Regions from separate parts of the Homo sapiens genome. Here region 2 is linked to region 1. Evidence: chromatin loops called from intact Hi-C (ENCODE). Cell type or tissue: MCF 10A. All regions are shown on one strand. Links, peaks and the distances in the headings refer to the core of each region. The heading gives the core; the rest is flanking DNA. Region 1 has its middle 8.0 kb from the start of HNMT. Region 2 has its middle 31 kb from the start of LINC01832.

Region 1 (14,966 bases), core at 2,746-10,745:
ATTGTTTTGGGCCTTTACATTCCTCAGCACTTGAATTTTCAACTTATCTGCTGCATTTCTTCAAATGCTGATTTGTTGTAACTCAGAAATTATCTTAAAAGGAAGTCACGAAGGAGGAGCCCAAGAACTCGTAGCTAGAAGGTGTCAGAAGCTGCATTTAGGGGAATGAGAGTGGTAAGAGAAGTCTTGGAGCAAGAATGCAGGACACCAGGGTAAAAGTGCAGTCCATAGAATCCTTCCCTAAGCGCGCTGAACACGACGAGGTCATAGATACTTCGCTTGGCTGGATGAGCCTTTGGAAACCCAGTGGTGTCCCCACCAGAAGAGCCAAAGCTTCAGAGTACCCACACACAGTCTTTTTCCTGGGAAGAGGTCTTTAAGAAGGTCATCCTTTATCTAATATTGGGTTGTTAATAATAGCATCCAACTCATGGAGGAGTGCTGAGGATCAAATGAGTTAACTCATATAAGTCTCTTAGAAATATGTCTGCTTAAACCGTCCCTTCTTCTAATTGAGTTCCCAAGCTGCCCTCTAAGCATTCAAAACACTTCCCAACTCTCTTTTTTTTTTTGAGACAGAGTATCGCTCTGTCGCCCAGCCTGGAGTGCAATGGTGCGATCTCCACTCACTGCAACCTCCGCTTCCTGGACTCAAGTGATTCTCCTGTCTTAGCCTCCCGAATAACTGGGATTACAGGCACCCGCCACCACGCCTGGCTAATTTTTGTACTTTTAGTAGAGACAGGGTTTCACCATGTTGGCCAGGCTGATCTCGAACTCCTGATCTCAAGTGATCCACCCGCCTCGGCCTCCCAAAGTGCTGGGATTACAGGCGTGAGCCACCATTCCCAGCCCCCAACTCCCTTTTATAAGTATGTTTTGTTCTCACTATTCTTAGAGCCAGTGCTTTTACCCCGGGGGAAAGTGTAATATCTGGACAGGCAGATTGCCATGGATGACTCTGCCCTTAATGAACTGTCTGACTTTGGCTGAAACATAAGCTGCAGTTTGCTCATCAGTAAAATGGGAATGAATTTTATCTTATAGGGTTGTACTGAGAATAATATAACTAATGTTTAAAAAGTGCAAGCCAGTCCCTCTGCAAAAAAAATATATATATATAAAATGACAAAAACAGTCGTCACTTTATTCACGGACATTGAAATTTGAGTTTCATATCATTTTCACATGTCATGAAATATTATCCTTCTTTGAATTTACTTTAACCATATAAAAACATAAAAGTTATTGGTAGCTCATGGGCTGCACAAATCAGGTTGGTAGGGTTGGGTTTGGCCACAGGCCTTATTTGGCCAAGCCCTGATTTAGCTCCTGTGCCCTTCACTCATCCTTAGATAAGGTCTTTGCTGGTTCTTTACTCACATCTCTATCCAACCAGCCTTCCCTTTCCTCAGATGGGCTCTGACAAACTTTTGCTTCTATTACCATCTTCCATTTTTCTCTTTAGAGCTCAACCCAAATCATTCATTCATTCATGTGTAACATCTATCTGTTTTTGTTTCACTTTAACCAAAACCAAAAATGGCCAATAATGTATTCATCTATTGAATAAAAGTTTAGTAAGAGTCTCTGTTTGCTATTCTGCTGAGGAATACTCCTGACATGACTTTCTCTTGGAAAGCTGCTGTTAAGGCCTCCCTTAACTGAAACTTGGTCTTCTGAGACCATCACCTCCCTTGCCTGCTGTCAAATATTCTCCAACAGAGCCAGTTCTTCATGTGGATCCCAGTGAGGACTTCCTTTCCGTCTCCACTGTTTCCACCTTACTTGAGATTCTCTTTATTTTTCACTTATTGTGCTTTTTTTTAAAAAAAAATTAAGTTCAAGAGTACATGCACAGATTTGTTACATAGGTAAACATGTTTTATTGGGGCTTGTTTTACAGATTATGTCACCACCCAGGTATTAAGCCTAGTACCCATTAGTTATTTTTCCTGATTCTCTCCCTCTTCCCACACTCCACCTTCAATAGGCCCCAGTGTGTGTTGTTCCCATCTAATGTTTCCATATTTTCTCATTATTTAGCTCCCACTTATAAGTGATAATATGCAGTATTTGGTTTTCTGTTCCTGCATTAGTTTGCTAAGGATAATGGCCTCCAGTTCCATCCTTGTCCCCACAAAAGACATGATCCCATATTTTTTATGGCTGCATAGTATTCCATGATATACATATGTCACATTTTCTTTGTCCAGACTATCACTGATGAGCATTTAGGTTGATTACATGTCTTTGTTATTGCATATAGTGCTGCAATAAACATTTACATGCATGTGTCTTTATAACAGAACAATTTATATTCCTTTGGGTATGTACCCAGTAATGGGATTGCTGGGTTGAATGGGATTTCTGTCTTTTGGTCTTTGAGGAATCGCCACACTGTCTTCCACAATGGTTGAACTAATTTACACTCTGACCAACAGGGTATAAGTGTTTCCTTTTCTCCACAACCTTGCCAGCACCTGTTATTTTTTTACTTTTTCATAATAGCCACTGTGACTGGTGTGAGATGGTATCTCATTGTAGTTTTTATTTGCATTTCTCTAATGATCAGTGATGTTGAGCTTTTTTTTATATGATTGTTGGCTGCATGTATGTCTTCTTTTGAAAAGTGTCTATTCATGTCCTCTGTCCACTTTTTCATGTCTTTTTTTTATTCTTGTAAATTTGTTTAAGTTCCTTATAGATAATGGATACTAGATCTTTGTCAGGTGCATAGTTTGCAAAAATTTTCTCCCATTCTGTAGGTTATTTATTCTGTTCATAGTTTCTTTTGCTGTGGAGAAGATCCTTAGTGTAATTAGATCTCATTTGTCAACTTTTGCTTTTGTTGCAATTACTTTTGGTGTCTTCGTCATGAAATCTTTGTCCATGTGTATGTCCTGCATGGTATTGCCTAGGTTGTCTTCCAGAGTTTCTATAGTTTTGGGTTTTATATTTAAGTCTTTAATCCATCTTGAGTTAATTTTTATATATGGTGTAAAGAAGGGATGCGGTTTCAACCTTCTGCATTTGGCTGGCCAGTTATACTATAGTGTGTGTGGTTTTTTTTTTTATTGGCTTTCCTGCTTTAGGAATCACACAGATCCTAACCAATTTTATTGCCACTGTCAACTTCATGTTTTTTTTTAAGTAAGTTTGGATAAAGACACTCTTTTCTTTCTCTCATAATATTTAGTCTCCCCACTGACCCCCACGTCAAGTACAAGATCCATTCTGTAGCCCCCCCAATAATTATCCAGAATTGTGTCTCATTTACCTCTAGTTTGCATTTATATCCCCTTCAAACTGTGCTGCTTCTCTGGATACATTCCTGTGCTTTTTTGCCTACAGCATCTCCTCATAATAGTCCCTTCTGTAACATGCTGCTTCCTTTCTTACCGCATCCATTGAAAAATTTTCTATTCTTCATATGCTACCACTTTCATATAGCCTTCCATATTTCCCTCAAAATAATCAGCACTCACGCTCGTAATTTCTGAGATTCTTGCAAGCATTCATCCTTGTGTTATTGTTGTTTAATATATTTGCCTTAACTCCCCTGCTTGTCCCCATGTGACTTAGCTCATAAAGACAGGAACTGAGTCACAGCTACTTCCCGTGATGTGTTGCCTGAAGTAGACTTTCAGTTCTTTTTTAAATAATTAAGAATATGCTTGAACATTTACACTATTGAGTTGTTCTCTGCTATCAGATGTCCTCCATCCTTTTCATTATTGAGTAGCTCTATATGTTACCAATAACACCAGAATTCCATTTATTGAGCACTTACTATGTGCCAGGAATTGTACAGATCTTTTCAAATTTAATGTAGGATTTACTCTTTGTGGTACCTCCATCAGCTTCCCCCTATTACAAATGAGAAAACCAAGTTTCTGAGAGATTAAGCTGCCTAGCCAAAAACTGCAGGACTGCTGTTGAATTATAGTCTGTCAAACCCCAGGACTAGCACTCTCACAACAATTTTTTATTCAGCCAAAACCTGCTGCCCTATAATTCTTAGATACTACTCCTATTTCTGGTTGCTTAAACTAAACAGAAGTAATCCAGTTCTTTCTCCATATAACAACCATTAAGAAACTTGAAATCAACTGTCAGGACAACCTTACTCCCCAGGTGTCTCTTTTATAGTTCCTAACTATTTATTCTACAATATAGCATTATATAATTCATTACTCTGGCCCCTCCTTTGGAAAGATTCTAGTTTGTCTGGGTTCCTTTAAAAGATGATGTTTGAAAATAAACACAATATCCCCAAAGCTACATAAAAAGTGGAGATTTATTTTCCAGGCATATACTAGTGTTTCCCAAAGTTATGCCCAACCCAACTTCTTTCAGATTTTACTCTGCAAAAAATGGGTTCCATGGTCAAATAATTTAAAAAGTGCTGAATTCAGTAGCTTCCTCTGGATATTCATAATGCACATTAGTATATTAAAGATTCATAAAACCTTTGTCACATGTCCTCTTCAGATGCAAATATATCATGGCGATGACATTTCTCTGATTAGTCTTGCAGCCCCTCAAAAGAAAAAAAAAAGAGGAAATCTTGTTGCTTTCAGCATGTTTTGTGTTTGATTAAGTGCTGGTTTCAGCAATCACAACTTCCTTTTAAAATTGCATATAGAATATCTGTTTCATAATCCATACTGCATCTGGAATTTCCTTCTAGCTGGCTGGTTGGAATTACTGAATCTTGAAAATCTTTTTTTCCCTTTTTTTTGGAAAATTGAAGCAACAATCTACCACATCTATCATTTGCCATGACTTTTCAAAAGTTACCAGCAGTGACATCAGTATTACTTTTATAAGTTCTTTCAGCACATTGAAATGTAATTTTTTTAGACCTTAAATTATTGCCTAATTTAAAATTCTTATTTATTTTCTTACCTATTTTGGGCATCCATCCCCTATTATATATCAATTATTAAGCTGTTACTGTGTCAAAGCACCTTATATACTTCTAACACTCTGGGGGATGGAACTATTGACACCATCAAGTGAGACTCAGAGCAGATAAATAGTTTAAGACCACATAACTCCTAAGAGAAGAGCCTCGGTCCAAATTAATGTTTGATTCCAAGGCTCATTTAAAAAATTATGCCATATTACCTCTCACCACTCTGTGTCTTTCCAATATGAAGATTGTTTTGGAGCAAAATATAGGAGCAAAGAGAAAGATAGAAGCAAAGAGAAAGTGGAATAATTCTGTGTTCTTTCTATCACCTTTTAATAGAACACCATCTGTGCTAGGTCAAAAAACAAAGGCTTTCCCTTTTTCATTTTTCTTCTTCTGTATGTGGTATACCAAAAAATAAACAAATGAACAAAAGAGAAGAAAAAACAGTAGCAAAGTCTTCAGGACCCATTTTCTTCTACACAGCATTGTTCAGATATTTCTATTCATCCTGGTCTTTAGTCTTCTGAACACCATGCTCATTGGTCTAGCTTCTTATTCTTATGTCCCATCATCTAAGTAGCATACTACATAGGTATATGTTAACAGCAATATTGTTAAAATATCTTAGTCAAATAGGTCAAAGAATCACATTTTCTTTTCACTTGACAAGAATGGAGGAAGACGTATTTTATACAAATTGGTTGATTTACTTGATCTGCTAGCTTATTTGAAAGTTATCAGGAAGATTGACCCAAGTGTGGTCTCAAAGGAAGGATTGGAATTATAGCACATAAAATTTTAGAGCTTGATTAGACTGGTAATTTCAGCCAAATATAATAGGCATCAGGAATCTTACATTCTACAGGAGACTTAGATAAGTTTCTCATAAATATGGAAATAAGAAGCAAGAAAATGGAATGCTATACAAGCCTAGCCTCTTACTAGGTAAATCTGCTCTAAACTTTTTTTTCCATATATAAAAAAATGTGGAAAGATGAGAGGTGAGATGATCTTTAAGTTTTCTTGAAGTTCTAGTTAAATGCCTTCCATCTTTTAAAAAGATAAATTTTTGTGGGCTTGTGAAACTAAAAGTAGTTGTATATATATTCATAGCTAGTAGAGCCACTGTATCTAAAGATTGTCAATAAATCATAAATGATAACCTAAAGATAGTCTCTGGGTAAGCAGCCCCTTGACATCGTGTTATTAGGCAAATTTACCAATGTGAGTTGCTTAAGGTCACACAGCTGGTAATAATGCCATGTATCTTGTTACTATTAATGACTTAGTTGTTTCAATTATGCTTTATTAATGTGGAGTTTATAATAGTTTTGTTTTAATTAACTTAAGAAAGGAAAGGCCCAAAATACCCAATCAGGGACAAACCAAACCATCTTGTGATAGAGACAAAATACTTGGAGGATAATTAATTGAGAAGGAAGAGAGCAGATGGACAGACAAATCCTGTTAAAAGACATAAAGAGTAATCAGTGAAATTCTAGCGATATAAAGCTATTTTGAAATATTTAAGGATGTGAACAAAGAATAAGGCACAACAAAAAAGAAAGAGTCTGTGAACTAACTTTCCTTTTAATAATCAAAAAAAATTTTGTCACCTTGAAAGTACTAGATCTCCTCTCAAAGGTAAAGGTCAGTAAGTATTTAGAACCTGGAAAATTAGCAAGAACTGGACAGCTATCAAAACAAAAAATCAAACCAAAATCCAATAATACAATTCATGAAATGAGCTTTTGTCTTACTGTCCATGTTACAGATGATGCAATCTTCAGTGACTACCGTAAGGGGTAGCACCAGTGTGGAGGTGGGGATCTGGTGAAGGGAAAAGCTTCATGTAAAAGGAATTTTATAAACAGAGGGGTTGTGGTAAGCAAACTTCTCTGGCATCTGGTGAAGAAGTATGTGCTCAATATACCAAAAAATTGCTCAATATACCAAAAAATATAGTCTATCAAATCCCAGGACTAGAACATTCTCCTGGGCTAGAACATTCTCCTGTCTGAGATGCCTTGTAATATGATTTGGCTGAGCCTTATTTTCTCACCTGTGAAATAGAGATAATAATTCCTACCTCATAAAAATTTGTGAGGATTAAAAGAAATAATGTGTATCAGGTTTTCAGCCTAGTGCCTGGCATATAATAAACTCTCTGGTGTGAGGTTGACATCTTTAACTTTCAGTTCCTTCATTTATGGGATGAACACAATAATGCTGTATTAGTCAGGTTTCAATACAAGTGGCAAAATCTCTGTCCAGGATTCCAGAGATAATTTTTAATATGGGTAGCTCATGATAAAGGTGTTGGAAGAACTGAAAAGCAAACAAGGAAGGTGAGCAAGTCCTCAAGGCAGGATGCCCTTGCCACCTGTACCACCTGTAGGAGCAGGTGTTACCAAAGTTCTGGAGCTCAAGCTGCATAGTGGGAGGTAGAACAAGCGCTCTTGAGGATGCTGCCTGAAACATCAGGACATGGGCAAAAGTACCCAGTGTCTCCTCTTCCTGACCCCTCATCTCTACCAATTTTCCCACTTTACTAAAACTAGCTGAAAACCAGTTGGCAAGGAAGTATGGGTGATATAACTTGTAGGATTCAACTTTTTGAAGTACCTAGTAGAGGATGGGAAGGACCAGAAATGTATCTAGCATCAAACAGTCAATAACCAGAACAAGTGCCTACTATAGTAAATTAATTTGTTGTGAGTGGAAAAAGAAAAAGAAAAAAAAGCATAAAGCAAAATACCTAGAATGTATTAAGTACTCACTGAATGCCAGATAAAATAGTGAAAACAAAAGGTGTCTATTGTGATAGCTACAGGTCAATGAGAGCTAGTACTCATGAACTCTTAAAGAAGACTGACTTTGTTTGATGAGGGTATTTGGCTGAAAACTATTTCTTGGGAATGTATCAGGGTTTTGGGAAACTCATCAGCGGGCACCTGATAATGGGAGGTCATTAGGAGTCCCATGATGATGGGATTCCTTTTCAGATCTGAGAATTTCAGAGCTGTCTGTCCCTTTCTCCTCCTGTGCTCGCTGGGGGTCAGAAGATGGACTAATGGGCGACTCCCGCTCCTGCTTCTCTCCATGTTACACTGCTTACTAACTCCCTGTGTGACTTTGAGCAAGCACTTAATTCAGTTGCCTTGAATTTCTTCAGATGTAGAGAACTAGATGCCATCATTCATTTCCAGTTCTAAAATTCTAAGACTACTTGAGTTTACACCTGTTAATCAGAGACACGGCTCATATTTCAGGCTTGAATTAGGATGCCATTTGTAAGACATTTGGCACTCGATGTGTCTCATTCTCTGACTCTTTGGTGCTCCTCCTTCCCTAATACAAATTCAAAGCTACTTTGCATTTCTAAGCATAGATTATACCATTGTGATGCACTAACAATTTGGAAAACATAAGGGGATCAAAGTAATTACCCATATGTTCTCAGGCAGTAGAAAATAATTAAAGTCTGTTTATAAATATGGCTAATTAAAAACAAAATGCATATGAATTCAATGTTTATTTTATTATTTCCTACATAGGACTCTAAGAGTTGTTGTTGTTGTTGTTGTTGTCTTTAAAGACAGGGTCTCACTCAGTCACCCAGGCTGGAGTACAGTGGCACAATCACCACACACTGCAGCCTTGAACTCCTGGGCTCAAGCAATCCCCTTGCCTAAGCCTCCCAAGTATCTAGGACTACAGGCATAAGACACCATGCCTGGCTACTTTAAGTTTTTTTTTTTTTTTTTTTTGTAGCATTGGGAAGTCTCACTCTGTTGCCCAGTCTGGTCTTGAACTCCTGGCCTCAAGCAATCCTCCTGCGTCGGCCTCCCAAAGCAGTTGTTTTTAAATATAGTCAATGCCTATAGAAGAAGTAGCTCCCAGGATGTTGTATAATCAGACATTATACATGGGGTGTCAGTCAGCTCAAGTAGCTCAGAGATGATCTCTGGTAAAATACATTCCAGAGTTATCAATTTGGCACACATTTTGTGCCATCAACTGAAATTTGTAGTTAATAAACACATGGTTAAAAACAGAGGCATAATGTTCCCAAAAGTGTATTTAAAGACTCTCTGCTCTACTACTCCAAATTAATACTTCCACTGGTCCAGTTCTAGCAGCAGTGAAATGCAGATTGGGTCAAAGATGGTGAAGGTTTATGGAGATTAACTCAATAATTTTTGAAAATTTGCTATTTGATAATTCTGAATTGATCTGTAGATGATCTTGTCTCCAAAACTCCATACTACTAAAACAAACAAAAAAGGAAGTAAAGACAATTTTTAAAAGTACAGTGATTTTTGCCTCTCACAAGTGTATGTTCTGTTTTATACTGTGTTTCTAGTTATGGTGCCTAATGAAATGCTGGTTGAAATTGTGACAGGCCAGGTCTCACTAATGCAGGCCTCCATAACAACTGTTTCAGTACTGACTGAGTGGTTAAGTTAAATATTAAAAGTCAGTACCCTTATATAAAGGCTGGAATGTAACAAATGCCCACCAAGAGTTTTGCTTAGGCCTTTCCTGGGCCTTAAAACATGACAAAATAACAAAGGAACTCTTAACAGAACCTATTCAGGATTAAACAAGTTTTACTGTGGGTCTGAAGCAACTCCCCAGGCCTCCACAAACAAGTTTATTGGAGGTCTGTGGGAACTCCCCAAACCTCCATGATTTAGCAGGAGACAAGATAAGGGTAATCACCCCAGCACCTGGACCCATTTACATGAAGTAAATTTACTGAGGCTCCAGAGGAAGGTCTTCAGGACTTAGGCCTTAGTTACGGATTAAAAGAAGTTATTCACTTACAACATTAGATGAATGCACACTTACATGTAGACATATAGCTTAGAAGGTATATAAGCTCTGAAAAACTTTGTAATTTTGAGTTGGTCTGGTGATCCAGGCCTTCTCCCTGTGACTGGTTACAGAAATAAAAACTCTGTTTCTCCCCAATTCATCTGCATCTTGTTATTGGCGCGCAAGGGATAGCTGCCCGACCCTCAGTTTGGACCAGGAACAAAATGTCAAAGTTGATTAAAACTTTTCACAGTACATATTTGGTCTTTTACTAGTCAGATAAACAGTGAAAAGCTCATGTTTTTCATAATATTGCTGCTAGAATCATTTTTCTAAGTTTCATTTTTATCACCTTTTTATCTCTAGTCAGGATAGGAAATTAATGCATATTGGAATTGAATTTGTTTGGGGAATTCGTTTTGTTTAATTTGTTTTAAAATACTAACTGCAATCCAGTATTGAAAGGAGATATAGCTCAAACTTCTTAATAGCCATATCCAGGGAGACTTCCATAGTGAAAATGTGAGCCGAAAGTAGATATTGATGATATTCAAGAAAATAATTTCAGTAAATTTGGAATGAGCCAAAATTATGTATGAAAACTCAACTTGAAATTAGAATTCAAAGCAAGATCCCCATGAATAGAGGATGTTGCAGCTTGCTGCTAGGTGGCAGACAGAGGGAAGAATAAATGAGCTCCAGCTTTTGAGAAATTTAATTAAAAATTATATCAAATCTGGGATTCTCCTGAAAGAATTTGTACTTACTTTAATAAAGGTTGTTTCTCATGGAGAAGCAATTTTAATTTTAGACCAGTGTTGCAATTCTGTGCTAAAAATGGCCTTTCTATGAGATCTTGTTCATTTTTGCAAACACAATATATCCTCCCTACCCTCAGGACCTTCCTTTAGCACCCAGACGGAAGAGCATTTGCCAAAATAATGATAGGAATGCTCTGAAGACAACAGCTCTTCTCTAAACTTTATTACTATAAGTACATACGACAAAAATCCAGACCACAGGCAATACTGAGGTAAGAGGTAAATCACATCTGCTGCTCAGGTAAAAAATTTTCATTTCAAATTTTTAAATTCCAAGAGAGAACCAGAGAAGATCAGTGACTTTCAGGGGTTAAGGGCTGTGGGAGGGTGAGCTACAAAGGAACAGCAAGAGGGAGTTTGTATGGAGAGACAGCACCATTCTGCATTCTGAAAATAATGGTGGTGAGGGACTAATTGGCTAAGTTGGCTGGACTTCCTGGGTCAATAGGGACTTCCCTAAGGGGACTTGCCCCTAAGCCAAAATGAGTCATAGCTGCAAGCTAAGGTATTGAAACTTCAACCAATCATATAGGGAGTTTAAGCTCTAGCTGCAGCCTGATGTTTTTAACTAATCAGGCCCGCCAATCCACAAGTGGATAAAAAATAAGCTAATTCTACAGGACTAAAAAAGGAAAAAAGGAGGGATCATAAGGAGATATAAGCATAAGACACCCAAGCCAGAAACGGCAAGCCTTCCAGGTCCGCTTCCACCACGTGGAAGCTTTACTTTCCCTTTCACTTTAATAAATCTTGCCGCCGCACACTCTTTGGATCCACGTGTTTCTCTCATTGAGCTGTAACACTCGCCGCTGCAGTCCATGGCTTCATTTCTTGAAGCCCCTGAGACCACGAAACATTGGATCAAGAAAAGACTTTCGATTGGGAGAAGACTTCTCATCTCAGTGGCATTTGTCAAAACTCCTAGAACTGTACACTAAAAAGAATGGATTTTACTGTATGTAAATTTTTAAAAATAAAAAAATGAACATTGTCAACTTGGAAACTTTGAACAAGTGTGTCAGTTTCGCTTTAGATTAGACATGCTTATCAGTAGACTTGACGTTTAACCTGTCCCCTCCACCTCCCTAATTCCTTCTTCCCACCTCTCCTCAGTTTCCCACTTCCTTAAATTTTGCTGGGATTTCCTGACTTCTCTTCCTTTGCACACACACCAAACAAACAAACAAAACAAACAGAAAAACACCAACTTTGAGAACCAAGGCCTCAGATTAATTATGGTGATTAAAGAATTCAGACCTGAGAAGGAATGTTCCAAAAGTCAGGAGAATGTGCTGATAGAAAAGGATCATAGGGAAAGTGTGTGTGGGTGGGAGAGGGGCATGCTTTCACTCTTTTATTTTTATTTTTTGCAAGAACCCTGTGGGTCTAAAGAGAGAGAAGAAGAGAAGGATATTATAATAATCATACCTTATATTTGTAAACTGTGTTATAGTTTATAGTCATCTTCAATTAACTTCTTTAATACTCCATCAACCTGCATTGCCCGCATTTTCCAGATGAAGAGACCATGGCCCAGAACAGTGAATTGCCACTGGTCGCAGGACTAGGATGTGGAAGTTTGACTTGAGGTATGAATCATGCTTTTCACCATGGGTAACCTCTGAGCTAAGAGTTTCTGAAAGAAATGTGTAGGTGGCAGGGTCGAATTTCCAAGCAGCAGAAGGCATTAAGAAAGGCATCAAGAGATAACATCTCACTCCTGCAAGAATGTTTTTTAACTTAAAAAGTTAAAAAACAACAGACATTGGTGTGGATGTGGTGGAAAAGGAATGCTAACACACTGCTGGTGGGAATGTAATTTAGTACAACCTCTATGGAAAAAAGTATGGAGATTTCTTAAAGAACTAAAAGTAGGCCTACCATTTGATCCAGCAATCCCACTACTGGGTATCTGCTTAAAGGAAAAGAAATCATTATAGCAAAAACACACCTGCACACATATGTTTATTAAGCACAATTCACAATTGCAAAGATATGGAACCAACCTAAGTGCCTATCTCCCAATGATTGGATAAAGAAAATATGGTATATATACACCATGGAATACTACTCAGCCATAAAAAAGAACAAAGTAATGTCTTTTGCAGCAACTTGAATGGAGCTGGAGGTCATTATCCTAAGTGAAGTAACTCAGGAATGGAAAACCAAATACTACATGTTCTCACTTATAAGTGGGAGCTAAGCTATAGGTACACAAAGGCATGCAGTAGGATAATGGACATTGGAGACTCAGAAGTGGAAGGGTGGGAGGAGGGCGAGAAATTGAAAAACTACATATTGGGTACAGTGTACACTACTCGGGTGACAGATGCACTGCAATTTCAGACTTCACCACTATACAATCATCCATGTAACCAAAACCCACTTGTATCCCAAAAGCTATTGAAATTTTAAAAACATTTAAAAAATAAACACATCAAGAAATTTTAGGCCAGGTGCAGTGGCTCATGCCTGTAATCCCAGCACTTTGGGAGGCTGAGGCGGGTGGATCACTTGTGGTCAGGAGTTGAAGACCAGCCTGGCCAATATGGTGAAACCGCATCTCTACTGAAAATAAAAAAATTAGCCAGGTGTGATGGCACACACCTGTAATCCCAGCTACTCGTGAGGCTGAGGCAGGAGAATTGCTTGAACCCAGGAGGTGGGGGTTGCAGTGAGCCGAGATCGCTCGACTGCACTCCAGACTGGGCAACAGAGCAAGGCTCTGTCTCAAAAAAAAAAAAAAAAAAAAAAAAAAAGCCTGTTGCTCTTGGGGAATGATAAGAAGTTATAGATGATGGAATGTTGGCTGTGAGAGGAAACATTTATTCTCAGAATCAAAGTCAATAGCCACTATGTATCTATGTCACCATATTGCTTCAGAAAAATACAATTCTTTAAGTTATTCCTTGAAATATTTCAGGCTGCTCATTTTTCCTGTCTTTCTCCCGGTGACTCTGTCCACCTATTACTTCCTCTTTTCTTAGCTACTGTGCTTGCCATGTCCTCTATTACTCAGTAACGCGGGGGAGAGATATGGATGGGCTCAAAGCACCAAGGCCCAGTAGAGCACAAGACATGAAGCAGAGTTTTCCTCACCACACCTATTCCAGGTGCTGTTTCAGGCTTCTGTTCGGCAAGCAGCTACCAGGTCCACTTCTCCAGGCCTCCCCATGATGCTGTGAGTGAAGCAAAACCACTCAGAGGATTCAAATAAATACCTTCTCTGCCTAGGTGGGCTAGCATCTGTTTCTATTGCTTATAAAGAGGGATCCTGAATACTGCAAGTGTTTTTAAACAATTTTTTTCTGACCGTATTTCTTGGAACCTTTCCATTCTGCGGTCTCTCAGGAGCCATGTGGAGAGGGTAGAGTCAACCCAAGCCAGCAGCTCCCTGGGTTCTCCTGCAACCAGAGCAGATCAACTTAGTTTTCTTATGAAAAAGGATTTCTGCTGCACCAAAAAAAAAAAAAAAAGTTTGGAAACTACATGTGGGTGGCAGGAAAGAAGTTATTTTATCTTTACTAAGTTTCTTGAATTTTTCTAGACTTCCTCTGGATACCAAGACAGAACCTGCCAGCCCCAAGTCCTCCAGGTTCCCATGGAATATCTAGTAGTAAAGAGTCCTAGCAGTTGCCTGCTATCTCCTCAGCAGCCAAAGCTGGTCCTGCTTCCATTTGTTACCTGGATCCTGGAGACCCAGTGAAGATCTGATTTATGCCACTTCTTAGTCATCTCATCTTGGACAAATACCTTACTTCTGCTGAACTTAAATCCTTCTCTCTGTAAAATAGAACATGAGTAACACTCTTCTGTCAACCTCATATGACACCTGTGAGGCTCAAATGATCTAATAAGTATCACCTTGTGCCTTTATAAATTATTCTGTACATACAAGATGAAACTATTATAGCTATTACAGTCAGCATAAAATCTTAAATCAGTTGGTGAGCTTGTTTCCTGGATGTGAATGAATTAAGCTAGTCTATTCTATGTAAAAACAGCTAGCTCTTGTCACAGGAGGATGCATTGTTTTATACCACAGCTCTGTGGTTAAATTCTGATATGACACTGACATTTTATTTTATTTTATTTTATTTTCTTAGACATGGGGTCTCTCAATGTTGCCCAGGCTAGTCTTGAACTCGTCGCCTCCCACCATACTTCCACCTCAGCCTCCCACAGCTCTGGGATTACAGGCATGAGCTACTGTACCTGGCTGAAATTTTATAATGTGTAATCTTTAAACCTCAAGGGCCTATAGGCTTTGTCATAAAAAAAAAAATCAAAAGAAAATTTTAACAGTGGCCACGATGGTTGCAGTCAGGCACATGGGTAATAAAACCTAGGCCTATAAACTAAATTTGACCTCTTACCTGCGTAACTGCAGTTTGTTAAGTATT
Region 2 (17,144 bases), core at 3,512-11,511, 110 kb before region 1:
ACTAAAAACAAAACAAAATCTAAAATTGGAGATTATTCCACCTGTGAGCTTTTATTTGTGATATTTGATCTGAAACTTGATATCCCATCAATACGCAAATAATGGAGGAACTTGAAGATTGGCGAATGGCAATGTAGACAGTTTGTGTATAATACCTGGAATTCACCAAAAATGCTTTATTTTATTGGTAAGTCACAGAGATTCCCCAGCATGTACCTGGCATAAAGTAGGAACTAAATAAATCTTTGCAAGAAGAAAGGGCACACAAAAAGAAGAAAGGAAGGAAGGAAAAGGAGGAAGGAGGGGAGAAAAGACCATATTTTAAGCTTTGGCTGAATTTATACACCTAAAGACAAAAAATAAAATGTGTTTGATTAAACTATTCAGTAAGTAAAAGACATCGACATTTCCTCACTTACTTCATACCTTCTAACCCTCTCCCCAGTAAACCATTGATTAGTGAGTTAAAATATACATTTAGAATAAATTCAAAAGTTCATAATTATGAAAAGTATAAATTGAGATGACTGTTTAAAATGGATTTCTTTCTCTCTCTCCCTCCCTCAGAGAACTCCAGGTGAGGAAGGAAGAAACATGGTTAGACTACAGTGATGCCATTTCCTTATGTAAGCATTTGACTTCAGAAATTGAAACTGGCCATGATTATTGAGTAGGCACGGCAGTTCAGCTGAAGGATGATCAATGGACTTCAACTCAGATGCAGATCTTGACTGACAGAAGATAATTATCATTCAAGCTAATGGGGAACTTGAATTGGACTCAATGGTGTTAGAAAGTGAAGAAAGGCTAAGTCTTCCTAAATAAGAAAAAAATAATAATATCTTTGGTGAGTTCATCCTTTTAGCCTGAGTCTCTTTGATAGTTGACAGTAAAAAAGTTTGCATCTTCAAATAATTGTTTTCAGTTTAGATTATTATCAATGTTCTTTGTTGCTGTTATTTAGTATATTTCCACAGAAAGAGGCTAGAAATTGCCTTCTTCCCTCTAGGTGAGAGTAACTGAGCATTATAAAGGTTTTCTGCCAAAAGCATGGAGCCTCAGATAAGTAATCTCATCCTTCACCTATGATAAATAAGCTATTAAAAATCAAGAAAAAAAGAAACAGAATGTGTGAAATGCACAGACAATGTTGTAGAAACCTCATTTGTGAGACCATGAGTCTTCCCCATTGTTTCGCCACAATGCTGAATCTTCTCTATTTATATTTTTGTTTGGGGATTTTTTTCTTTCCCAGGCTGAAATGTTTTGTGCATGAGACTGAAAAGCTGCCAGGACTGGTCCATCTGGCTGGCCAAATGGATTGTGCTCACTGGAGCAATGCCACACGTATACCAGCAGAAAGTTTAATTTCTGGGCAGTCTAACACCCTGCCTCTTTTTCAGTGTAATAGAGACCACATTTCTGTTTTCCAGAAACTTCTCCAATTGACCTGAATGTTGTCACCTCGTCTTGCCTCCCATAATCTTAATCCCAGTCTCTGGAGAGTTCAAGAGTGCAAATTCTTCTTTCTATCAAGTCCAAAGCAGTGAAATGAGTTTGATGAAAAGGGTTATGGCAAATGAAAAATAACTAAATTATATTTGATTACATTTGTCTGACCTTGAACAATCTTAGGAGCCAGAGTAGTCATTTCAGTTAAGTAATTTAGTTTAAATTACTTAATTAAGAAATAAAATTTCGTGGAATTCCCTAGATTAATTTGCACTTATACTTACAAGCATCAACATTTATAATCAATTTAAAGAGGAAATAGGCCTAGAGTATTTTATAGTTTGCAGTGAAATCTAATTGGATTCATTTGGGCTGAAATAGGAAATACAGAGAGATCTGATATATTTTTAATTTCCCAAATCTTAAGAACAATAATGGCCATTTAATCTTAGTGAGACACTGAGTTTTGGACCTGGAACTGCGGAAATTGTGGATTTTGGAGATAAGTGGCTGATTCCCCCCATGTTCTTACCTTTCAGGGAAGGTATTCACCAGTCTAGATTGCAGCAGGAACCCACAGGCTGTGTTGGCTTCTGCATCAGCAGAGCAGGGAGGGTGCCTGAATCTGCCAGGGCCTGCTCTTCTCAGCCTCTGCAAATGTTCTCTATCCAAACCTTTCCTTCCCCTCTTTCTCCAGAAAATTTAAATGAGAATGTCAAGATTAGATATGAGTGTTTAAGAAGATTCTGTCTGATGTTCAGGACAGTGATTTGAGAGGGAACAGACTGAGACACAGTGGGGCATTTTTGAGGCCACGTGTCTGTCCTAGTCAGAGATCCTAAGATCCTGAAGTAAGACAGCAGTAGTAAAAATGGAGAAGAGATATTCTAGAGGTCATATCAAAAAGCTTGGTGATCTATTGGGACAAGTTGGGAAAAAAAAGGATGAGGGAGAAAGAAAAAGCAAGGATGGCTCGCAAGTTTCTGTCTTGGGTGACAGCTAGTCCCCCATGCATCTGTATATTCAAGCTTGTCTGGAGCTGGGCAGGATTATGCCTGTAGTACCATCCTTTTATTTTCCAGTGTGTTTCAGTTTGGCGGTCAAATTTATGTGGTCACTCTAGTAAAAGAATGAATGGCAATCACATTGGGAACTTCAGGGAAGAGACGAGCTGAAAGGAGGTTTTAGACCTATTATATCTGAAATGCCTATGTTACAATTGGATTTATTTTCTCACTTCCTTTAAACCGTTGTTCAAACATTCCGTTTTCATTGAGCTTCCCCTGACTATCTAATCCTTCAACTTCCCCCTTGACCCATCTTTAATCCTCCTTTTTTTGCTCTACTTTTTCTTTACTCATAGCACTTTACACCTTCTGACATGCTGTATACTTCACTTATTCAGGATGTTCATTGACCACTGCTTGACCTCTGCCAGGATGGAAGCTCCCTATGGACAAGGATCTTGGTCTCTTCTGTTTAATGATGTATCCCAAGCACTTAAAACAGTGCCTTCTATTTAGCAAGTGATCAGTGAATAATTTTGGAAAGAATGGATGAGTGAATGAATTTACAAGTATAGATTGCATGCCTACTGTGTCCCAGGATGTTCAGCACAAAGTGAATCATATAATTTCAGGAACAAGAGAAGGTCTACACTAGAGTTATGAGTGTGTGTCTGTAGCAAGTAGATCATGTTTGAAGTTGTGGCGTGATTTCCATAGGGAAATCATTTTAAGTGAGGTAAGAACAGGGCTCGGGACTGAGCATAGAAATTAACAACAATTAGGGAAGGTGTGAGAAGAGAAATTTGGATGGAAAATGAGTAGGAGTGGCCAAGAAAATAAGCAGAACCAGGAAAGGATACTGTTGTAGAAACTGAGGGGGATTAGAAGTTTTTTTTAAGAAGGGAGTTGTCAAGAGTATGAAATAAAATGCATTATTCAAGTAAAGCCTGAATAATTGTTACCAAATTTGTTAGCAAGATGGTTGTTATGGGCTGAACTGTGCCCCTTCCACCAAATTCATATGTTGAAGGCTTAATTCCCAATATGACTGTATTTGAAGACCTTTAAAGAGGTGATGAAAGTTAAATGAGATTATAAGGATGGGCCCCTGATCCAGTGGGATTGGTGTTCTCATAAGAAGAGAGAAAGACATTAGTGGTGCACTCATACAAGTGAAAGACCATGTGAGGACGCAGCAAGATAGTGGCCATCTGCTCGCCAACGAGAGCGGTCTCAAGAGAAACCAAACTTGTTATTACCTTGACCCTGGACTTCCAGCCTCAAGAACTGTGAGAAATATATTTCTATTGTTTGAGCTACCCAGTCTGCGGTATATTGTTCTGGAAGTCTTAGCATACTAATAAAATTGTCATTATCAGAACGTTGTGATTGAAATCACAACATTTTTCAACAATATCTAAAGCTGATACCACATAGCAGTAGGGTAAGGAGTCAAAGGAGGGGTGAGTATAATCCCCTCTTATGGAATGGTAATTATATGGGAGGAGAGAAATGACCCAGGAACCAGAGCCTGTGTGGGAACCCCAGGAAAGAGCCATAAAAAGTTGTTGCCATGAAGTAAGACAAGTTGATAATTTTCACACTATAATTTTACAATATTATGCATATCGATGAGGGGATATTTATTTGTTTTGTAACCAAAGGAAATTCTTGGTAGTTTTAAATTTGAGACAAGTAGGAAACTATTATGACTATATTAACAATGAAGCTAATACTCTTTTGGCATGATTTCTGGGTCACTGAAACAGCCTAGACCTATGGAGCTAAAAGTTGTCTTAGGTGGTGTTTAAAAAAAAAAAAACCAAAAAACTAATAGTATTTAAGGCTACTACCCACCTTAATTCTTTCACACTGCTGAGTTTAAAGACTGCCATATGAATATAAAAGCATAGCCCAATTAAGGATATAGTCTCTTACTTAGAAATTGATAGGTTAGACAATGCTGTAGTATCACTGGAAATGGAAAGAGAGAAAATTAAATTTACCAAAATTTCTCTTAGAATGAGTATTATTTGTAGTTAAAAGGAATAATGTTATAGTCTGCTTCTGGGTTAGGATGGGGAGGCCATGGAGAATATAGCTGAGTAACAGCAGATGATCACTAGACCTACTTCTTTAGAAGGTGGAAGTTAAATGCAAGGATTTATTTAAATTAGTAAATATCCAAACTAGACTACTGTTTTCAGCATTCTTTTTTTCTTCTTTTCTTCCCTCAAATGTCTTCATTTCTTCTCTAGATAAACAAGGAGCAAATACTTTTAAAATATGGGTTTAATGATGTTCCAGGTATGAGCATCCCTGGACTGGCCACATTATTATCTCTATCACCACCTCAAATCTTACCTTCCTGAAGGGTATTGATTGCTCCTGAAGGGTCCTTTAACCCCATCCAAGATTTTGCCTTCTATACTAATTGTGATGGACAGATTCTAAGGTGGACTCCACCCTCATACCCCCTGCCTCCTGTCATGAGTGGGACCTGGGACTTGCTTCTAACCAATAGAATATGGAATATTAGTGGATATTACTCCATGATTAGTTACTATCAGAGTTGCTCTAGAGATGCACCTTGCTAACTCAAAGTTAGCACCTTTTTTGGAAATATCCATAAGGTGAGGAACTGAAGGCAGCCAAAGACATCAGTTTGTTACCGTAGTTACTAAAATCAGTAGGAGAAAGAATGAAAATTCCAATGTTTGAGCCAGACAAATTCATGTCTTTTGAAGGCAATTTTAGGACAGATTGATAACCTTAAAAAAAGAAAGTGAAAAATACCAGTGGATAAACTCAAAACAGAATACACATATACACACTGATTAATCCCATTTCAATTCTATTATCCTTTACCTATTATAAGGGATCAAGAGAGTCCCTGTACATGCACAGTTTTTAAAATGATGCCATTTTGGGTACAGCTGCATTTGTTTCCTTTGTAGGAAGTTAATTTTTCTAACAGCAGTCAAGAAAATCTTCACAAAATTACTCTCATTTTTTAAAGCTTTTTTGAAACTTTTACAACATTAGGCAGAGTGTGAAACCCTGCCTTTTTTCTGAGTAAGAGATGAAATTGTCTAATACAAATCAAGTATGGGTGTGGAAAAGAGAACTTTCAGAAAACTCCCCAAATGCAAAAAATACATGATTCCTTTACCCTGTATTTGCTAAATAACGCCCTCTAAGAGCATTATCTTTTCTTCAAGTACCTCTTTCTAGGAAAATACAGAGTTGAATGTAGTTTACAGCCAAGGAAGATTGGAGACACTGACTTAAAAGTATGTCTGCAACAATGATTACATAGTTAATAATAATAACTTATGTTTGTATGTTGTTTTACAAGGGTGTTGATGATTTTACAAAATTTAAGGCAGAGATTACATTTGACATTTGGAGAAAGGGAGAGAGAGAAGGAGATAGAGTGAGTAAGCAAGGGAAAGAGAGAAAGCCAAGACAAGAGTGGAGGTTTCATACTTTCTACTTTAAGGCCTTACCATCATTCCACCTCATTTTATTAGCATCTGTGCATATGTGGACACTGGACTTTTATCCATCTATCACTCATTCAGGGACACCAAAGAGAGGGAGGAGATTCATCAACTTGTCCAGAAAATCCTGATTCTTTACATCAGTCCTCCTTCCCAAAGTGTAAGCACTAAGTTCTGAATCTTTGAGCACTAGAATTGATTCTTTCAGAAAGAAATTGGGGCCCAAAGAGGTTGCATACCTTGTCCAATAAGAATACAAGCTGGCATATAAAAGAAGGTGCCCACCATTTATTGAGGTCTTACTTTGTATTGGCCAGTTCATATACATCACTGTTAATGCTTTCAGGAAGCCTTATATATAAGAGGAAAGTGAGACTCACACTTTAAGGTACTTGCTTATTAACACAATTAATAAATAACATATGGGGGATTTAAATCAAGGTCTGTTTAATTCAATAGCCCATGCCCCTTTCATTAACTAGGCACTACTTAAGAATCCAGATCTCTTTATTCCCAGCTATGGCTTCTACTTTGGCAATGAGTCTGACCCAAGTTCTAAGTCCAAGTCAGTCTTATGAGGATTTACCCAGAGATTGTTTTTCTCATACAAATAGCTAGAAGTTGAGCTTGTGAGAAGGTAGAAGGGTAGCTATTGGGAAAGGGTCCTTATGTGTATGGTGTATGTGTGTTGCACTCAGGCAGGAGCACACATGGCTCTGCTATAAGAGGTGCAGCAAATGGTGCATGTTCTCTCTAATATTTATGCACAGAGCTATGTTTTTATTTTTATTTTTTGCCATTTATTTGAAGTATAGCTTTTCATTGCCTCCACATGAAGGTTTTTATCAACATGTATCTTCAGATACCTGTTTGAAAGTCCATGGTGACTCAGCCAGTGTAAGCCATTTCAATTCTGGTTAGATCATCATTCCTAAGACCATCAGTTTGATGTCATGGACCCTAAGCCTCCTTGCTGTTTCCTTTAGGAAAGGCAGTGGAAATTTACAGGCACTGAAGGACCCTGTCAAAGGCACCAGGCTTTGGATGGAGCCCTGAATGCAATGTGTCACAGTGAGTATTTACACACCAAATGGAAGGCTTTTCAAGAACAGAAGGTGCAGACAGACACAATAGTCTCTTAGTCATGCTTTAATGAGCTAGGGCTCTTGGCTGAATGGATGCTCAGTAACAGGACGTCTGTGCAATGAGAAAACAAGCAGAGGATGCTTGGGATTTGCTTGGGCAGGTGTCTCCAAAGGGAGGGAAACATGACTCATGACACTTGCGCCTTGAGCTAAGTTGACACCACTGCCATCACCCTTGGAATGCAATTTGTGGGCAGAGATCTAGGCTGTTTATAAAAATGACGTGAACAGCAGTTTCAGCCTCAGGAGGCTCCATAGGAATGATAAAGAAGAGGATTACAGAAGCTAAAGCTTTTGTTTAAAGAGAGATTACAAAGCATTTATTTCGGATCAAGTCAGCCTGAAGCTTAACAGCTAAAACTTGCCCTTTTTTCTGCTCCGTGATGAGTTTTGCTCTTAAACTGAGTGCTCAAATGGGAAGATGAAGATGAGGCTTTATTTGGAATGACCTCAAATGAGGCCGTTGGTTTTTCACTCTTTTGTTAATATGAATTCAGGAAACACGAAGATTAGTAAAGATTCTAATCAATTGCCCAACATTAGTTTTTCTAGTAACAAGGGCAAATGTGCTTTTTAAGTACTTGAAGGTGAAAAGAAAATCAGACAGCAAGAAAGGGGATGCAACAAGGTTAATGCCTCAGAGCTTTTCATAAATTGTGGTTTCTGTGTTGGAAATTGTTCAAAGTAAACACTGCCCATGTTGGGAAGGTAAAAAAAAAAAAAGTTTAAAAACACTCAATCTCTACCCCTTCTGAGGCTGAATTGCATTGACTGCATGGCTGATCCAGTGACTGCAAAAACCTACACATTCAGGAGGTGACTTTTACAAAATGAATTGACAGTGTGGCTGGCAAGATGGCAGAATAGGAACAGCTCCAGTCTGCAGCTCCTGGAGAGATCAATGCAGAAGGCAGGTGACTTCTGCATTTCCAACTGAAGTACCTGGCTCATCTCACTGGGACTGGTTAGACAGTGGGTGCAGCCCATGGAGGGGAAACCAAAGCACGGTTGGGCGTTGCTTCACCCGGGAAGTGCAAGGGGTTGGGAACTCCCTCCCCTAGCCAAGGGAAGCCCTGAGGGACTGTGCCGTGAGGTACAGCACACTCCGGCCCAGATACTACACTTTTCCCATGGTCTTCACAACCCACAGACCAGGAGATTCCCTTGGGTGCCTACACCACCAGGGCCCTGGGTTTCAAGCACAAAACTGGGTGGCCATTTGGGCAGACACCCAGCTAGCTGCAGGACTTTTTTCTCATACCCTAGTGGTACCTGGAATGCTAAAATCCACTGGTTGGAATTCTCACTGCCAGCACACAGTCTGAAGTCTATCTGGGACAGTCGAGCTTGGTGTGGGGAGGGGCATCCACCATTACTGAGGCTTGAGTAGGCAGCTTTCCCCTCACAGCGTAAACAAAGCCACCAGGAAGTTTGGACTGGGTGGAGCCCACCTCAGCACCACAAAGTTGCTGTAGCCAGACTGCCTCTCTAGATTCCTCCTCTCTGGGCAGGGCATCTCTGAAAGAAAGGCAGCAGCCCCAGTCAGGAGCTTACAGATAAAACTCCCATCTCCCTGGGATAGAGCAACAGGGGGAAGAGGTGGCTGTGGGAGCAGCTTCAGCAGACTTAAACATTCCTGCCTACCAGTTCTGAAGAGAGCAGCGGATCTCCCAGCACAGCACTCAAGCTCTGCTAAGGGACAGACTGCCTCCTCAAGTGGGTCCCTGACCCCTATGCCTCCTGACTGGGAGACACCTCCCAGCAGAGGTCAAAAGATACCTCATACAGGAGAGGTCTGGCTGGCATCTGGCAGCTTCCCCTCTGTGACGAAGCTTCCAGAGGAAGGAACAGGCAGCAATCTTTGCTGTTCTGCAGCCTCTGCTGGTAACATGCAGACAAACAGGGTCTGGAATTGACCTCCAGAAAACTTCAGCAGACCTGCAGCAGAGGGGCCTGTTAGTAGGGAAACTAACAAACAGAAAGGAATAGCGTCAACATCAACAAAAACGATGTCCACACCAAAACCCCATTTGAAGGTCACCAACATCAAAGACCAAAGGTAGATAAATCCACGAAGGTGAGGAAAAAAAATCAGCATCAAAAGGCTGAAAATTCCAAAAACCAGAACACCTGTTCTCCTCCAAAGGATCACAACTCCTCGCCAGCAAGGGAACACAACTGGACGGCAAATGAGTTTGATGAATTGACAGAAGTAGGCTTCAGAAGGTGGATAATAACAAACTACTCCCAGCTAAAGGAGCATGTTCTATCTAACCCAATGAAGGGAAGCTAAGAACCTTGAAAAAAGGTTAGAGGAATTGCTAACTAGAATAACCAGTTTAGAGAAGAACATAGATGACCTGATGGAGCTAAAAAACACAGCACGAAAACTTCGTGAAGCATACACAAGTGTCAATAGTCGAATCAATCAAGTCGAAGAAAGGATATCAAAGATTGAAGATCAACTTAATGAAATAAAGCATGAAGACAAGAGAAAAAAGAACAAAAAGGAATGAACAAAGCCTCCAAGAAACATGGGACTATGTGAAAAGACCAAACCTACGTTTGATTGGTGTATCTAAAAGTGACAGGGAGAATGGAACCAAGTTGGAAAACATTCTCCAGGATATTATCCAGGAGAACTTCCCCAACCTAGCAAGACAGGTCAACATTCAAATTCTGGAAATACAGAGAACACCACAAAGATACTCCTTGAGAAGAGCAACCCCAAGACACATAATCATCAGATTCACCAAGGTTGAAATGAAGGAAAAAATGTTAAGAGCAGCCAGAAAGAAAGGTCGGGTTACCTACAAAGGGAAGCCCATCAGACTAACAGAGGATCTCTCAGCAGAAACCCTACAAGCCAGAAAATAGTGGGGGCCAATATTCAACATTCTTAAAGAAAAGAATTTTCAACCCAGAATTCCATATCCAGCCAAACTAAGCTTCATAAGCTAAGGAGAAATAAAATCCTTTACAGACAAGCAAATGCTGAGGGATTTTGTCACCACCAGGCCTGCCTTACAAGAGCTCCTGAAGGAAGCACTAAATATAGAAAGGAAAAACTGGTACCAGCCATAACAAAAACATACCAAATTATAAAGACCATCGACACTATGAAGAAACTGCATCAACTAACAGGCAAAATAACCAGCTAGCATCACAATGACAGGACCAAATTCACACGTAACAATATTAAACTTAAATGTAAACAGGCTAAATGTTCCAATTAAAAGACACAGACTGGCAAATTGGATAAAGAGTCAAGACCCATCTGTGTCCTGTATTCAGGAGACCCATCTCATGTGGAAAGACACACATGGGCTCAAAATAAAGGGATGAAGGACTATTTATCAAGCAAATGGAAAGCAAAAAAAAAAAAAAAAAAAAAAAAAAAAAAAAAAAAGAACAGGGGTTGCAATCCTTGTCTCTGATAAAACAGACTTTAAACCAACAAAGATCAAAAAAGACAAAGAAGGGCATTACATAATGGTAAAGGGATTAACACAACAGGAAGAGCTAACTATCCTAAATATATATGCACCCAATACAGGAGCACCCAGATTCATAAAGCAAGTTCTTAGAGACCTATAAAGAGAGACTTAGACTCCCACACAATAATAGTGGGAGACTTTAACACCCCACTGGTCATAGGGAGGGCAACATCACACACCGGGGCCTGTAGGGGGCAGGAGAATAGGGAAGGGATAGCATTACGAGAAATACCTAATGTAGATGATGGGTTGATAGGTGCAGCAAACCACCATAGCACATGTATACCTATGTAACAAACCTGCACATTCTGCACATGTATCCCAGAACTTAAAGTATAATTAAAAAAAAATAAATTGACCAAAACCCAGACAATTTGTGAACTACTTGTAGACTTGGTCTCTGCTCAGATAGGGATGATTTGTGATCTTTTCTATATCAGGGAGATTTTTTGCTTGACTCTTTCCCTTTCTTTGGGAATTAAAATCTGAAGAAAAATGATACCATTTCAAAGGTACTATATACAAAGTTGGATGTATGGTTGATCATTCATTTATTCAACAGAGAGACATGGAACATGTACTAGATGCTAGGTTCTATTCAGAGCACTAGAAATCCAGGGACAAACAAGACAACTCCTTATATTTAAGTTATTGTAGGGAAGACAAAAACCGAATAGTTAGGCAAAGAAGGATATGCAAAAATATACTTTCAGGCTGGGTATGGTGGCTTACACCTATAATCCCAGGACTTCGTGAGGCCAAGGCGGGCAGATCACTTGAGGTCAGAGGTTCAAGGCCAGCCTGGCCAACATGGCAAAACTCCATCTCTAATAAAAATACAAAAATTAGCTGGGTGTGATGGCACACACCTGTAATCCTAGCTACTTAGGAGGCTGAGGGGTGAGAATGGCTTGAACACAGGAGGTGGAGTTTGCAGTGAGCCGAGACTGCACCACTGCACCCAAGCTTGGGCAACAGAGTGAAACTCTGTCTCAAAAAACCCCCCAAAATATACTTGCATATCATGATGTTACCAAGAAATTAAAGGAGGTGCAATGTAGGAAGTGGTAAGACTGCTTTAGATGTCAGGAGAGGCTTTCCTGAGGTGATATTTGAGAAGAGACCTGAAGATATGAAAGAGCAAGCTGTATAAAGTTCTGACAAAGAAGTGTTCAAAAGGAAGGGGATGGCAGGTGTAAGGGCCTGGGAGCAGAAAATGAGCTCATGGTATTGTAAAAACTTTAAGGAACTAGTGTGGTTGAAGTGGAAGGAGTGAGGAGGAGCAAAGCAGGAGTTAGGTTGGAGAGCCACAGAGAACAAGGGAGCCCACAGCAAAGAGCTGGGCTGTCCTCCCCCATGCAATGGGAAACTGTGGTAGAGTGTTGCAGGGGAAGGGACAGAATCTGAGGTGTAGTTTGAAGGAGCTCTCTGGTGACTGTGTGGAGAATAAACTATTGAGTGGCAAGAGTAGAAGCAACACAGACAGTTTTGAGATAATATCTAAAGTCTGTGAAGGAGATGGTTATCTCAGAGAAGTGTGATATTTGAAAAAGTGAACAAAAGTAACGGGACTTGGATATATTTTGAGAGTAAACCCAGTAGGGCTTTCTAGTGACCTGGATGTGGGGCTGTTGAGGTGAGAGAAAGATTTGAGATTATGGAATGAATCATTTCAATATCTAGGCATCTAGAAGAGCAGTGTACTACCTTCCTTTAAGCACAGGCCCTGATTGAGCTTCAGCAAGTAGAATGTTGGTGGCTGAGATGAAGAAGATAGTGAGAGAGACCTTTTAGGGATTTGAGGTGGAAAAAAATGTGGATATGAACAAGTTATGTTTTAAGCACCTGTGAACTACTGCTAGTACTACTAACAGTAAGTTAGAGATGAGTCTGGAGTCTGGAAGAGGTCTGGATGGGGAATACAAATTGGGACATTATCAACATGTAGATTCTATATGAGATCACGGAAATGGCAGATTGCTGAGGGAGGCAGAGAGAGAACAGGGCAAAGGACCAAGAATGGGGGCAGGACAATATTCAAAGAAGGATATAGAAAAAGAAACCAGCAAACAGAACTGAAGAGGAGCCATCTGTGCAAAAAATAAACTTCACAGAGAATAAAGTAAAGAGAGTATTCTGAGCTTTCTGAATGTTTGAGTAATACAAGGACATAGAACTGACTGATGAATTTACTGCAATAAAAGCACTGGTGACACTGATAAGAGTGATGAGTGAGGATAAAAGCCTGATTATAGAGTTAAAAGAAAATGGAAGGTGAGAAAGTGAAGAGTGAATATAGAAAATGCACTCATTTCTTTTTTTTTCTAAACATAGAAGAAAAAATTGAAGATAGCTGGAGGAGATATAGGATCAAGATTTTTTTTTCACAATGTGTTTACATGCTTTAGTGGTCAGGATAGGCTAAATTATGCTGCAGTAACAAATTGGACCATAAATCTCAGTGGTCTACAACAAAGGTTTATTTTTCACTTATGCTATATATTCAAGGAGGGTTGGCTGAAGGCTATGCTCCCTAGTTTCTCGAGTTCACAGTCTGATTGAGGCTCTGTTGTTTTGTATCTGTCATATATCTGCTCCGTATCTCAAATATGGAGACACCTCATTGCTGCAGCAGAAGAGAAACACTAGAAAAGAATGAATGGGATTTTCACTCTTAGCCTGCAAGTGATGCACATCTAATTGGTCAAAACTAGTCACATGACCTGCGTAACTGCAAAGGCCATGGGAAATGTAGGATAGCAAAGAAAATCTTTTGTAGCATCACTGCCTCTACTACATAAGCTGATAGGAATTATCCAATAGAAAGAATAAATTTGATGTAAGAGCCAAATTCCAGAGCAGACAAGAGGGAATGGAAATCAGTACACTTTGGAGGAACAGTTTCCAGCAGCCTTATCTGAATAAGGATGTTTTACCCTACCCACTGTGTCAGGAAAGAGAGTAGGGTGTATGGATAGAAATTCGTGGAGCTTGGTAGATGGAAAGATGAATGTGTCCTTTTCTGAATAATTTATTTTTTCAGGGAAATAAAACCAAGGTCATCAATTAAGAATGAAGAAAAGGGAATGATTCTTGTAGGTTTTAAGAGAAAGTATGTGTGTAAATATTGGTCTCTAACAGTGGAGAACCAAGTTTACTAGAAACATGAGAGATGACAACAGAGGCAGTATAATGTGCTACTTACTAGTCACAGACTGTTGGGCCAGAGTGTCTGCGATCCAGTCTTGGCTGGGTCACTTATGATCATGGCCTCAAGTAACATCCAGCTAAGTGCCTTAGTTTTGTGATCTGTAAAACTGAGATAATAATGGTACTTACACCATAGAGTTGCTTGGGAGTTCAAAACAGAGCCTGGCACTTTGAAGTGTCAGCTGGTATCATGAGGATAGCCTAACAATGGGACAACTTCAAGTTTACAGTCTTAAAAATGAAGTGATGCCAGTTAATAAGGCTGTGTGGTTTTCCTCTAGCCATGTCCAACTGCTTAGGAAGTTCCACTGCTCATCTTGCTAGGAAGCAGGTGTAGAGTAGGTAGAGAATTCGATGTAACCAGGGTTAGACAAGATGTGCATGAGATAGGGCATTTTGTCCAATGCTCTACTGCTAGGTTTCTCCCTCTCCCAAGTATAAAGATGTTGCATTTCTTATCTGAAATCCTAAGTATTTTTTTTTTATTTTCTGTGAGCTATTTCAGATTTTACAATGTCAAACTTTATAAGAGCCCTATAGAATATTAAGAGGTTTAGAATTCTATTTCTGATTAAATTAGTCCTTCTTCAAGAAAAGCACCATTTATGATTCCATAAAAGTGGCACATTTAGCAGAGACCAACCTACAAGCCTCTCCATGAGAAACTATCACCAAGAGCCACAGAAGTCAGGTAAATTATATTCAAAGCTTTCCTCTTGAAGGTGAAGGAGATGATTTCTATACCAAATAATATTACATTATTGGGATAAAGTTCACATCATATTTTCCATAGGTGACTGCTTTTTTGTCTATTTTACATCCCTGAGTATCTGAACCTTGATCTTTAGGGGGAAAAATACACCACAGTGTCCATTTCAATTTTTCTGCCAGCTTACATACTGCTTTCTTGGTTGCTAATGATCTGAAGCAAATGTCACCAAGTAGAAAAGAGGAATGATTCCAATGAGACTAAATGGGCAGGCCAACTCTACCTCCTCTTTTCACACAGGAATCTGCGAGGTGGCCAACAGAGGAATCTGTTATTGTATAATGATTATAGGACAATTTTCTCCATGTTTTTCTTTGCCTTTAGAAATTTTTTACTTTGGCCTTTTCTGCCAAAAATTGCATCTAGCGTCCTTAACAACCCACACTTTATGGAAACCCTTACACTCTTTGGCAGTAGATCTTACTCACTATCAATTCATTGGCATTCCCCATCCTAAAAATAATAGATTTCTGATTTAAAGGGGTGAGTAGCCTCTTCCAACTATCATTAAAATACAATTGTAAGTATATGCAAATGAAAATATAGAACTAGCAAAATATGTAAATTTAGGATAAACAAAAATTGGAAAATAATGTAATCAAAGAAAAATTATAATATTTATATTGCAAATGGAGCCAGATGGGAAGACACTCCCCATTCCATTCTTCTATTCACAGATGCAGAGACCTAACACCTGGAAAACCAAAGCAATAAGCAATTCTCCTATGGCATTATATTTATAATGCTTACTTTATTTGCTTGGGGAAATTGTGAGTGATTTTGAAATTTTTTCTAATTTTTATTCTTTACTTTGTAATTTTTTAGTCTAAATAGCTTTTAAAAGAGAACATATATTTCATATATGTTATATATAGTCTTTCTGTTTTATATTTCCAAATATTTTTACTATATTCGTGAATTACCTTATAATTAGGGAACAAGATATAGTCTTTAAAAGACAGTGCTTTGGAAGACTTAGAAGAAATTGGTTTTATTACCTCTTATTTTAAGTCAGATTTGCAATAAAATATTTTCTTCCCTACTTGGTATGTTTTATCACCGAGGTGAAGATTATCCTTTTTTTAATGAAGAAGGTTAATTTATATAGTGAATTTTGTTTGGCAAGCAGAGAAACAAAATAGCTGTCTGGGTTCTTGTCCAAAATGGAGGGTATGTTTGTGTCTGTTTCGAACTGTAACCTGATTAGTATGCAGAACAGCCATGAAATAGCTGGATCACCTTAATGCCAAAACTGAGGATGAGTTTTTAATACAAATAACGTTAATAATGTGGAGAGAATTATTGAGATGGTGTGTGTCATTGGTAAACTTTCTTTGGGTGCAGGGGGAGCTGTGGCATATCCTAGGATATAGGAGTCATCATCAAAAACTACAACTGAAATATGATAAGAGACCCTTGTAACTGCCAATTTGGAAGCACCTGTTTTAAAATGTATTTTTTAATATTGTTGACATTATTGTTATTACTGTTATTATTAAACCATCATTTATATACATTGAAACATACAGCTCTTAACTGTTTAGGTGTAACTGGCATCCATATGAAGATAAGGAACACTTTCATCACCCCAGAAAATTCATTCAGGCTTCTTCCCAGCTAATTTGGTTTCTTTCCAGTTTAGCACTTCTATGCATAAAGAGGCTGTTCTTGTATATTATGGTGAACATAAGCACTCATTTCTGTTGGGCATATGTCTAGGAATGCGATTGCTAGGTTGCAGGATATGTGTATGTTAAGATTTAGTAAGTACTTTAAAATATTTTTTCAATGTGATTGGACCAATTTCCACTCCTCCAGCTAGGCAAGAGAGTCACAGTTGCTTCATAAACTTGCCAACACTTTGTATTGTTCGTATCTTTAATTTTACCCAACTTACAACCATGATGGGTTCCTATACATACGTAAAAGTGATTCATGATTTGAGTCATTTTTCATGTTTATTGGGTATTTTGCTACCCTGTATAATAAAAAGCCTGTTTATCACAGTGTGTTTTAAATGTTCATTTTCTTATCTACAATTGTGACCTAACAATTGGTCTCTGATTTCCTAAAGGTGAGGGATGCCTTTAATAGGTCTTTCTATTCCGAATGCTTAGCACACTGCTCTAGCACATTGCAGATTCTTAAAAATATTGATTTGAATGAAATGAGGATGATTATTAAATAGCTCCTCCTATGCTCCAGATGCTTTTCATGTATTTCTCAGTTAATCCCCATACCAACTTCATTTACAGATGAAGAACTTGAGGTTTAGAGAGTTTTAGGTACCTGCCATGGTCACAGAGCTACTAATTGGCTTTCATTGCTATAGTCTGAAACCAAGATTTTTGGATTCAAAAACTATTTTCTTTGTTCCTCCATTCACCACAATGGCTTCAGATTAAAAAGAGCCTTCCATTGTATTCATTCTGCACCCATTTACTGAGCAGAATGGCAGAGGATGCTGTCCCTTCCAATATCCATGTCTCTCTTCTGTTCTCTGGGCACACAGCTAAACTACATTTCCCAGAATGCTTTAAGTTAGATTGCATCTGTTATGA

The links. Peaks named below come from ENCODE experiments on the same cell type or tissue, not always from the same donor. Only the 100,000 strongest peaks of a DNase experiment are listed, where the experiment ranks them.
Region 2: it touches region 1 in a loop (2.5-fold over the local background); 19 of 110 quality-filtered maps call a loop at or near these places.

Annotation. Positions count from the first base shown.
Region 1 is chr2:137,949,028-137,963,993 of GRCh38, reverse strand. No RefSeq gene overlaps it. Among named protein-coding and RNA genes, the nearest start is that of HNMT, 8.0 kb to the left of the region's middle. In MCF 10A, for the core only: no CTCF peak of the experiment used is centred there; a DNase peak (open chromatin) is centred at 6,743.
Region 2 is chr2:138,062,508-138,079,651 of GRCh38, reverse strand. No RefSeq gene overlaps it. Among named protein-coding and RNA genes, the nearest start is that of LINC01832, 31 kb to the left of the region's middle. RefSeq lists an enhancer at 7,081-7,582. In MCF 10A, for the core only: no CTCF peak of the experiment used is centred there; DNase peaks (open chromatin) are centred at 7,211, 7,791 and 8,121.